Linked DNA regions of Mus musculus: all the other regions are linked to region 3. Evidence: chromatin loops called from intact Hi-C (ENCODE). Cell type or tissue: left cerebral cortex. All regions are shown on one strand.

The links. Hi-C counts contacts between places; a loop is a spot of excess contacts. Peaks named below come from ENCODE experiments on the same cell type or tissue, not always from the same donor. Only the 100,000 strongest peaks of a DNase experiment are listed, where the experiment ranks them.
Region 1: a loop joins it to region 3, with 2.6 times the contacts of the local background. A loop is called at or near these places in 2 of 42 quality-filtered maps.
Region 2: a loop joins it to region 3, with 2.5 times the contacts of the local background. A loop is called at or near these places in 2 of 42 quality-filtered maps.

Annotation. Positions count from the first base shown.
Region 1 is chr15:58,764,334-58,766,833 of GRCm38, reverse strand. No RefSeq gene overlaps it. Among named protein-coding and RNA genes, the nearest start is that of Gm41329, 5.6 kb to the right of the region's middle. In left cerebral cortex, a CTCF peak has its summit at 1,291 (motif pointing left); no DNase peak of the experiment used is centred here.
Region 2 is chr15:58,769,128-58,771,627 of GRCm38, reverse strand. No RefSeq gene overlaps it. Among named protein-coding and RNA genes, the nearest start is that of Gm41329, 10 kb to the right of the region's middle. In left cerebral cortex, no CTCF peak of the experiment used is centred here; a DNase peak (open chromatin) is centred at 1,370.
Region 3 is chr15:58,664,432-58,666,931 of GRCm38, reverse strand. It overlaps Fer1l6 (fer-1-like 6 (C. elegans)), which reads right to left. Exons shown (of 41, transcript NM_001370912.1): 41 at 1,845-2,500. Among named protein-coding and RNA genes, the nearest start is that of Gm36451, 69 kb to the right of the region's middle. In left cerebral cortex, no CTCF peak of the experiment used is centred here; a DNase peak (open chromatin) is centred at 1,365; H3K27ac peaks cover 296 bases.

The sequences.
Region 1 (2,500 bases), 100 kb before region 3:
CTCTCTCTCTCTCTCTCTCTCTCTCTCTCTCTCTCTGTGTGTGTGTATGCATGTGTATGTACATTTTTATCTACATATATGTACATATGTATATACATACATATACATACACAAACACATATGTATATATGTGTGTATGTATATAGGACAGAGATGTTTTCAGCACAGTGAGAAGTACTTTTTTTTTTTAAGATTTATTTATTATTATATGTAAGTACACCGTAGCTGTCTTCAGACACACCAGAAGGGGGCATCAGATATCATTACGGGTGGTTGTGAGCCACCATGTGGTTGCTGGGATTTGAACTCAGGACCTTTGGAAGAGCAGTCGGTGCTCTTAACCGCTGAGCCATCTCTCCAGCCCCGAGAAGTACTTTTAAGTCTACATTTAGAAAACAGCCAAAGGGATGTTAAAGTTTTTGAGCCTGTGACTATGATAATTTTACTTTTAAAAAAGCTTTAATCTGGTCGCTAAGGCCCGATTAACTTATCAGAACTCCAGCGAGCGAACTTTGAACTTGGAAGTTTTATCTGCAAGCATCTGGTCATTTCCTGTGACGTGTCGGTGTGTGGTTATTGAGAGCGGTCAGTGAGAAGCCCATTTTAAGCGTAAAGGAATAGTGGGAAGCACATTTGTAGTCAGGAGCGGAGCTTGAGTTTGTGTTCTCCATGGCCACCTGTTTTGTGAGTTCGCCCTTTCCAGCCAGAGGCTTTCCTGTTAGCAAGGGAGACCTGTCTTGTGAGCTTGCCTTTCTCAGGGGTGACTTAGTAGCTGAGGAGAGGGGCATAGGTGGTGGGAGTGGCTGAGACCTGATGTTTTACAAATGGAACCAAACCAGGGTGGCAGGTGATTGTGCCTCAGCCCCCAAACCTTTGTCCATTTAAGAGACACTGGTAATTTTTGTTTGTTCGTTTGTTTTCAAGACAGGGTTTCTCTGTGTAACCCTGGCTGTCCTGGAGCTCGCTCTGTAGACCAGGCTGGCCTTGAACTCAGAAATCCACCTGCCTCTGCCTCCCGAGTGCTGGGATTAAAGGCGTGCGCCACCACGCCCAGCTACTTTCTCATTTTTTAAGGACAGTCAACAAAACCAAGAAAACAAGTAGGAGTTACATAAGCAGCAGCGATCCCTAGTGGGAGAAGATTACCTTTTAGCGTTTTTAAGTATATAATGTTGGGCTGGTGAGATGGCTCAGTGGGTAAGAGCACCCGACTGCTCTTCCGAAGATCCGAAGTTCAAATCCCAGCAACCACATGGTGGCTCACAACCATCCATAATGAGATCTCACAACCATCCATAATGAGATCTGACTCCCTCTTCTGGAGTGTCTGAAGACAGCTACAGTGTACTTATATATAATAAAAATAAATAAATAAATAAGTATATAATGTCATTTTCTGGGCTGTCTGGTTTGTTTTCCTTTCCCCTGTCTCAGAGTGGACAGCCTGACCTGGGATGGAGGCTTTGTAGGAAACTTTTAAACAAACATGCTCCGGTCTAGTGTGAGAAGGCCAAATCCCAGCCCCAGAGCCAGCATCTCTAATAAAGGAGAAAAGCCTGTGGCACGTTTTAATATTATCCACACCCCAAAGGTGCTTGAATCTCTGTAAACCCGAGTTCAGTGGTCAGAGGGAGAGACCAGAGCGAGCGGCAAGCGAAGAAGGCTTAGAGATGAGAGACTTAAGTGTGGAGAGCTGACCCACACAGGAGACGACTGACTCCTGCAGGTAGCCAACTTGACACAGACTAGAGTCACTGGAGAGGGAACCTCAATTGAGAAAATGCCTCCATAAAATCCAGCTGTAGGCAAGCCTGTGGGGCATTTTTTATTTAGTGTTTGACGGGGCAGGGCAGGGCTCATGTGGGTGGTGCCATCCCTGGGATGGTGGTCCTGGGTTCTATAAGAAATCAGGCTGAGCAAGCTAGTAAGCAGCACCCCCTTCCCCCATAGCATCTAGGGAAGTTTCTGCTTCCAGGTTCTTGTTCTGCTGGAGTTCCTGGGTTGACTTCCTCCCGTGATGGACTAAGGTGTGGAAGTATAAGCCAAAAACATTCTTTCCTTCTCAAGTTGATTTTGGGCATGGTGTTTCATCCCAGCAATAGAAACCCTAAGTAAGACAACTCTTTTTTTTTTTTTTAATTTCTATCTATCTATCTATCTATCTATCTATCTATCTATCTATTTACATTAGACATTTTCTTTATTTTACTAATTATTTTGTTGTGAGTACAAATTTATCTGACCTTTTTAAAAATTAGATATTTACTTTATTTACATTTCAAATGTTATCCCCTTTCCTAGTTTCCATTCTGAAAATCCCCTATCCCCTCCCTGCTCCCTCTATTCACCAACCCACCCACTCCTGCTTCCTGGCCCTGGCACTCCCCTACACTGGGGCATAGAGCCTTCACAGGACCAAGGGTCTCTCTTTCCATTGATGGCCAACTAGGCCATCCTCTGTTACATATGCAGCTGGAGCCATGAGTCCCACCAGGTATAT
Region 2 (2,500 bases), 100 kb before region 3:
ACACAAGGGCAATCTAGGATGTAATTCTTCACAATCTCTTCCCATTCTTTTTGAGACAGGATCTCTCATTGGCCTGGAACCTGCCAAGTAGGTGTTATGACAGACGACCAGTAAACCTTCTCCATCTTCCCAGCTCTGGGAATTTAAGCATGTGCCATCACACCTGTCAGTTTTATGTGGATTTCCAGAATTGAACTCAGGGTTCTTCTGCTTGCTATGAGGCAAGGACTTTCCATACTAAACTAGTGCCTCAGCCCCAGCGCTCCTTCTGGGCGGGAGTGTCTAGGCTCATCTTCTGCTGCCCTGCTGCTGCTGCACAGGGAGAAACAGTTTCTTGCTACAAATCCCTAGATATCCCGTCTACATCAGGACCTGATTAGATGCCAAGGTCTAAACCTTGAACCAGAGACCTTTGCAGAAAAGGACCCCACTCTTCCAGGTCTCTAGAGGCTAAGGACATTTTATATGTGGAGAGCCGGGAGCCATTAGAGGCCCGAGAGCCAGCTACCACTACAGCTTGGTTTATTGATGACCCCACAAGCATGCCTGCCTCTGTGTGTTCTTCTCCTGGAGAGTCAGAAAGCTGGGTTCCCAGATGATCCGCTTCCCTGGGGGAGTGCAGCAGAAGGAGCCGCATGCCAGCTCAGGGCCTTAGGAAACACTGGGAGTTTCTGTGCTATTCCTTTGAGAACCCTTAGCTGCTACTCAAAAAGACAACTACTGCCAGGCCAGTTTCTCACAGGCAGAGGCAGGAAGGTAGTGCCTACCTAGGAACTTAGTGATACCCTGTCTGGAAACAAAAAATGAAAAGAAAGGTTGGGGGTGTAGTTTATTGGTAGTTGTCCATCAAGCATGTGTGAGGCCCAGGTAAGTCTCCCTCCGCCCCTCCTCAGGTCAGGAATGACTATGTCAGTAATAAGCTATAAAGGTAACTATGTGGCTGGAGGACTCTTATGAAGAGGTCTGTAAAAGGCCCTTCCCTCCCAGATTCTGAACCTGAGCCCTGTCCCAAGCCCCCACAGGGCATCAGCTAGTGGTTAGTTGAAGGAAAACAGTCCAGCCCAGCAGCCACCAAGCCTGGCAGAAGCCTTGTCCAGATAAGTGAGACTGTCACGGAGGAAATGCAAATGGCTCTCTTAGGTCATCAAGTCTGGGATGTTTCATTATCTAGTGGCAGATAACTAAACACATTGACTTGACAGTAGATTTAAAAAAATCAGTTATGATAACACTTCTGAAGACTAAGAATGGAGTGTGTGTGTGTGTGTGTGTGTGTGTGTGTGTGTGCGCGCGTGTGCCTCTCTGGTTTGATTGAAATTAACTGACTAAACTCAATCACAACCCGTACTCGAATCACAGTTGAAGAGGCAGACTCGGCAGCAGAAATGGAGCAGGCTCATCAAGTCAGCTATTTTTAGTATCTGCTTGGGACTTGGAAATGGGATCAGGAAGAGAAAAAAAAAAAATGAATCAAGACGTAGTAGAGTTGAGAAATTTGTTCATGCATCTTAATGATAGAAACTTGATGTTTCCTCCTTCCTTAAGGAAGAAAAGTGAGTTTGCACTGTGAGACAGGTCCTTGCTGTCCCCCCCAGACTCCCCAGCCCCTGTTCCTCACCTCCCAGTCACTCAGAGAACCATCACAGCTCCTCAGATCAGCCAAGCTCTTGAACTGCTTAAAAAAGTGTTTCTTTTCCAGTTTCATATCCATGGAATGAATTTCAGCCATGTGAAAATCCCTCATCATTTTCTCTCATCCCCACTCCTTCTGAAGAAACTGTTCTTCCCACCACCGAGTCCTCCTTTGTGTATGTGTGTGAGTGTGTGTGTATGTGTACAAGAGCATGTGTGTGCACACGTATGTGTGGGTGCACGTGCATATGTATGTTCGTGCATGTGTGTGTGCGCGTGTGAGGTTGCTGCTTGAGCATGGTGAGAGGTTAGTTACTGAAGCGTGGGCACCTTCAGCGTCTATGCCACTGAAGAAAGCGCTACCCTTTGGGACTGATGAGATGGCTAATAAGCTGGTAAAGGCTATTGCTGACAGGCTGCAGATTGAGTTTGATTCCCATAGACAAGGTGGATGCAGAGAGCTGACTGTTGCAGTTTGTCCTGTGAACTCCATGCATCTGTTATGATGTGTGTGCACACAATACATAAAGAGTAAGATGATGGTAATAAAGAAGGAAGCCCCATCCCCTCCCCAGCCACTTCTCACTGTCACCAGTCCTCAGGGAGGGGTGGGGATGACTGGCCTTTCCCTATGAAACTTTGACTGACCCAGTCCTCTCACTGATTCTTTATTAAATATTAGCCTTCTGCGTGGGAGTGTGTGCATGTGAGTGTGCATGTGTGCGTGCATGTGTGTGCATGTGTGCGTGTAACCCAATGGGTTTAGTTAAGGTTGCTGCATGAGCATGAGTGAGAGGTGCACATGCACACATACACACACACACACACACACACACACACACACACGCACACACACACTCTCAGCACA
Region 3 (2,500 bases):
CCTAGCCTTCTACCACTGCCCAGCATCTGTCCTGCAAGGTGGTCTGACAAGCTGTGATGTTTCTTGCTGATAAGCAAGATCTTACTCTGACTTGGCACCAGGCTTCAGTTTTCTCCTTGCCCCAGGTGGAGATTCCTGGAGAAGTTCCAGCTCGTTGGGGATCATTGTTTGAATAGTCTGAGAGCACAGGTGTCTCTCTCTAAAATATCTTTTCTCTGGGCTGGGGAATTGGATCCCCATCACCAATGTAAATGCAAGGTACAATGGTGTATATCTTTAGTTTTGGGGGGAAACAGAGACAGGTAGATTTCCAGAGCTTATTCACTGACTAGCCATCCTAACTGAATTGGTGAACTTTTGGGTTCAGAAAGAGACCTGTGTCCCAAAAGACAAAGATGGGAATTGATAAAGTAAGACCTCTTATATATGTGTGCATGCATACATACTCATGTGCACACATTCAATTACATGCATATTGCGTCCCACTCGACCGGCAAGAAAGACGCAACAAACTGGAATCTTCCGTGGCAAAAGCTTTATTGCTTACTTCTTCAGGAAGACCCCGAACCGGGAAAATGGCACCGCTTTTATAGCCCACAGCGTGACGTTTCAGCACCTGATATGGCGTGACAGCTCCTGATTCGTTGCTTGCCCATCACCCCACTATTACACTCCGAGAATGGGAGTGACTAGGAGTGAGTTCACTCTCGAACCTGCGTACAAGGCTTGTTTACTAGTTAGGCACAGCGGAGGCCAGCACCATCTTATAATGGCGATTGCTCGCGGCACGGCTCTCCACAGCGATTACTGGCAGCACCCACAAGATTGCTCGCGGCATGGCTCTCCACACATGCACCTGCATGTACATGGCCACACACACAATTACATGCACCTGCACATATATGACCACATACACAAACATGTACACACACATACACTCACTGTGTATACCAATTTTAAAAGGTAAACAAAATGGTTTCTCTTTGGCCAGGGTGTTTACAGCAGAAGAGAAGAGCAGACTATCAAATGATTTCAGGGTGTGATGTCACATTAGGTATCCAGTCCTGTAGCGAGTTTGTGTTTTTCCCTGGGACTAAGTTTTCCAGCACTGTTTGGGGGTGAGGGAATTTACATGTTATTTAATGAGATAAAATGCATTCTGAAATGGATTTAAGCTAGAAGAAAGAGAGAAAGGTGGGGGCTCATGACAACTTGGGAAATGGGTATTCTTTTTTTAAAAAAACCTGTGACTCTCTTTAGTACTGGGGCTGCATAATTAGGCAGAACATTATTTTGTTTAATTTTTCTTTGTAGGACAGGCCATATGTGATATCCTATGTATAGAACACCAGACATGGCTGATGCCAAAATTATCCTTGCTTACCAACTCCATCTCACACATTTCTAAACTCTTCCTCAGGCTTCTGCCGCCAGGCTTTTTGGCATCTGGACATCTTTGGATACCGAGGGGAAGTTGCTGGACTCTATTTGACTTAGAAGGATGTCCAGATAATTTTCTTGCTTGCTTCTATTAGGTGTTTCAACAATTTGTATTGTTCTGTCAAGAGTTTACCTTTCAGAATTCACTAGAAAACACCTGCCCATACATTTACATTTATTTAAAAATAGCACGCCTCTTTCCAACAACACCAGAAATGTATGCACTTGTGAAGCGCGTTCGCTGTTCAGTGCCTTTCTTGGAAGAACCATTATTTGAAGATAGAACAGTAATTTGGGGGCAACTTCTAGGATTCAAATCCTGTGGTAGTCTGGCCACACGTATTAGCCCTGCTGCATCTCCAATTGTCCAGCTTATAGGGAGACAATAAATATTTTTAAGTGAACAGAGGTAAGTTTATGTTTATTAACTTTTTACATTAAAATACAACATGTTTATTAAGGAGGTTTTAGGAAAAATAGAAAAATAAGAAGGCAAAGGAAAAATTATACTGCTTGGATAATCATTGTTCATGTGGGTACATTTCTCTAGACATTCTTCCTTCATTGTATATATATTTGTATCTACAGTATGCTGTACATAGTTTTCTAGTACATACACATATACCTATAGTGAATTTAGTACACGTGCCTGGTGATATTAAGCACTCTGACCTACTCATTAAGGATGGGGTATGCACATTACCACACCGTGAGAATGGTACCACAATGCACATTACCACATCGTGAGAATGGTACCACCTACACAGCTGTTCGCATTAGGAAACACTACCCAGGTAGCTTCTATTTCTCAGCACTTCAGGAAAACATGATGGTATAATTGCCAGAGCCGGAGCATTCAGAGACAGCACTGACTGAACAGTGCTTAAGTCTAAAATCAATCTTTTGAGACCGAGGGTCTGTAAATCAATGGTGAAGTGCTTGCCCCGCATGTACCAGGCTCTGGGTCTGGGTTTGAATATCAGTGCTACAAGTTTGTGTTTCTGTTTTGTGATGGACCAGGAACATTCTAGAATGATTTTCTATGGAGATGTAAGCACTT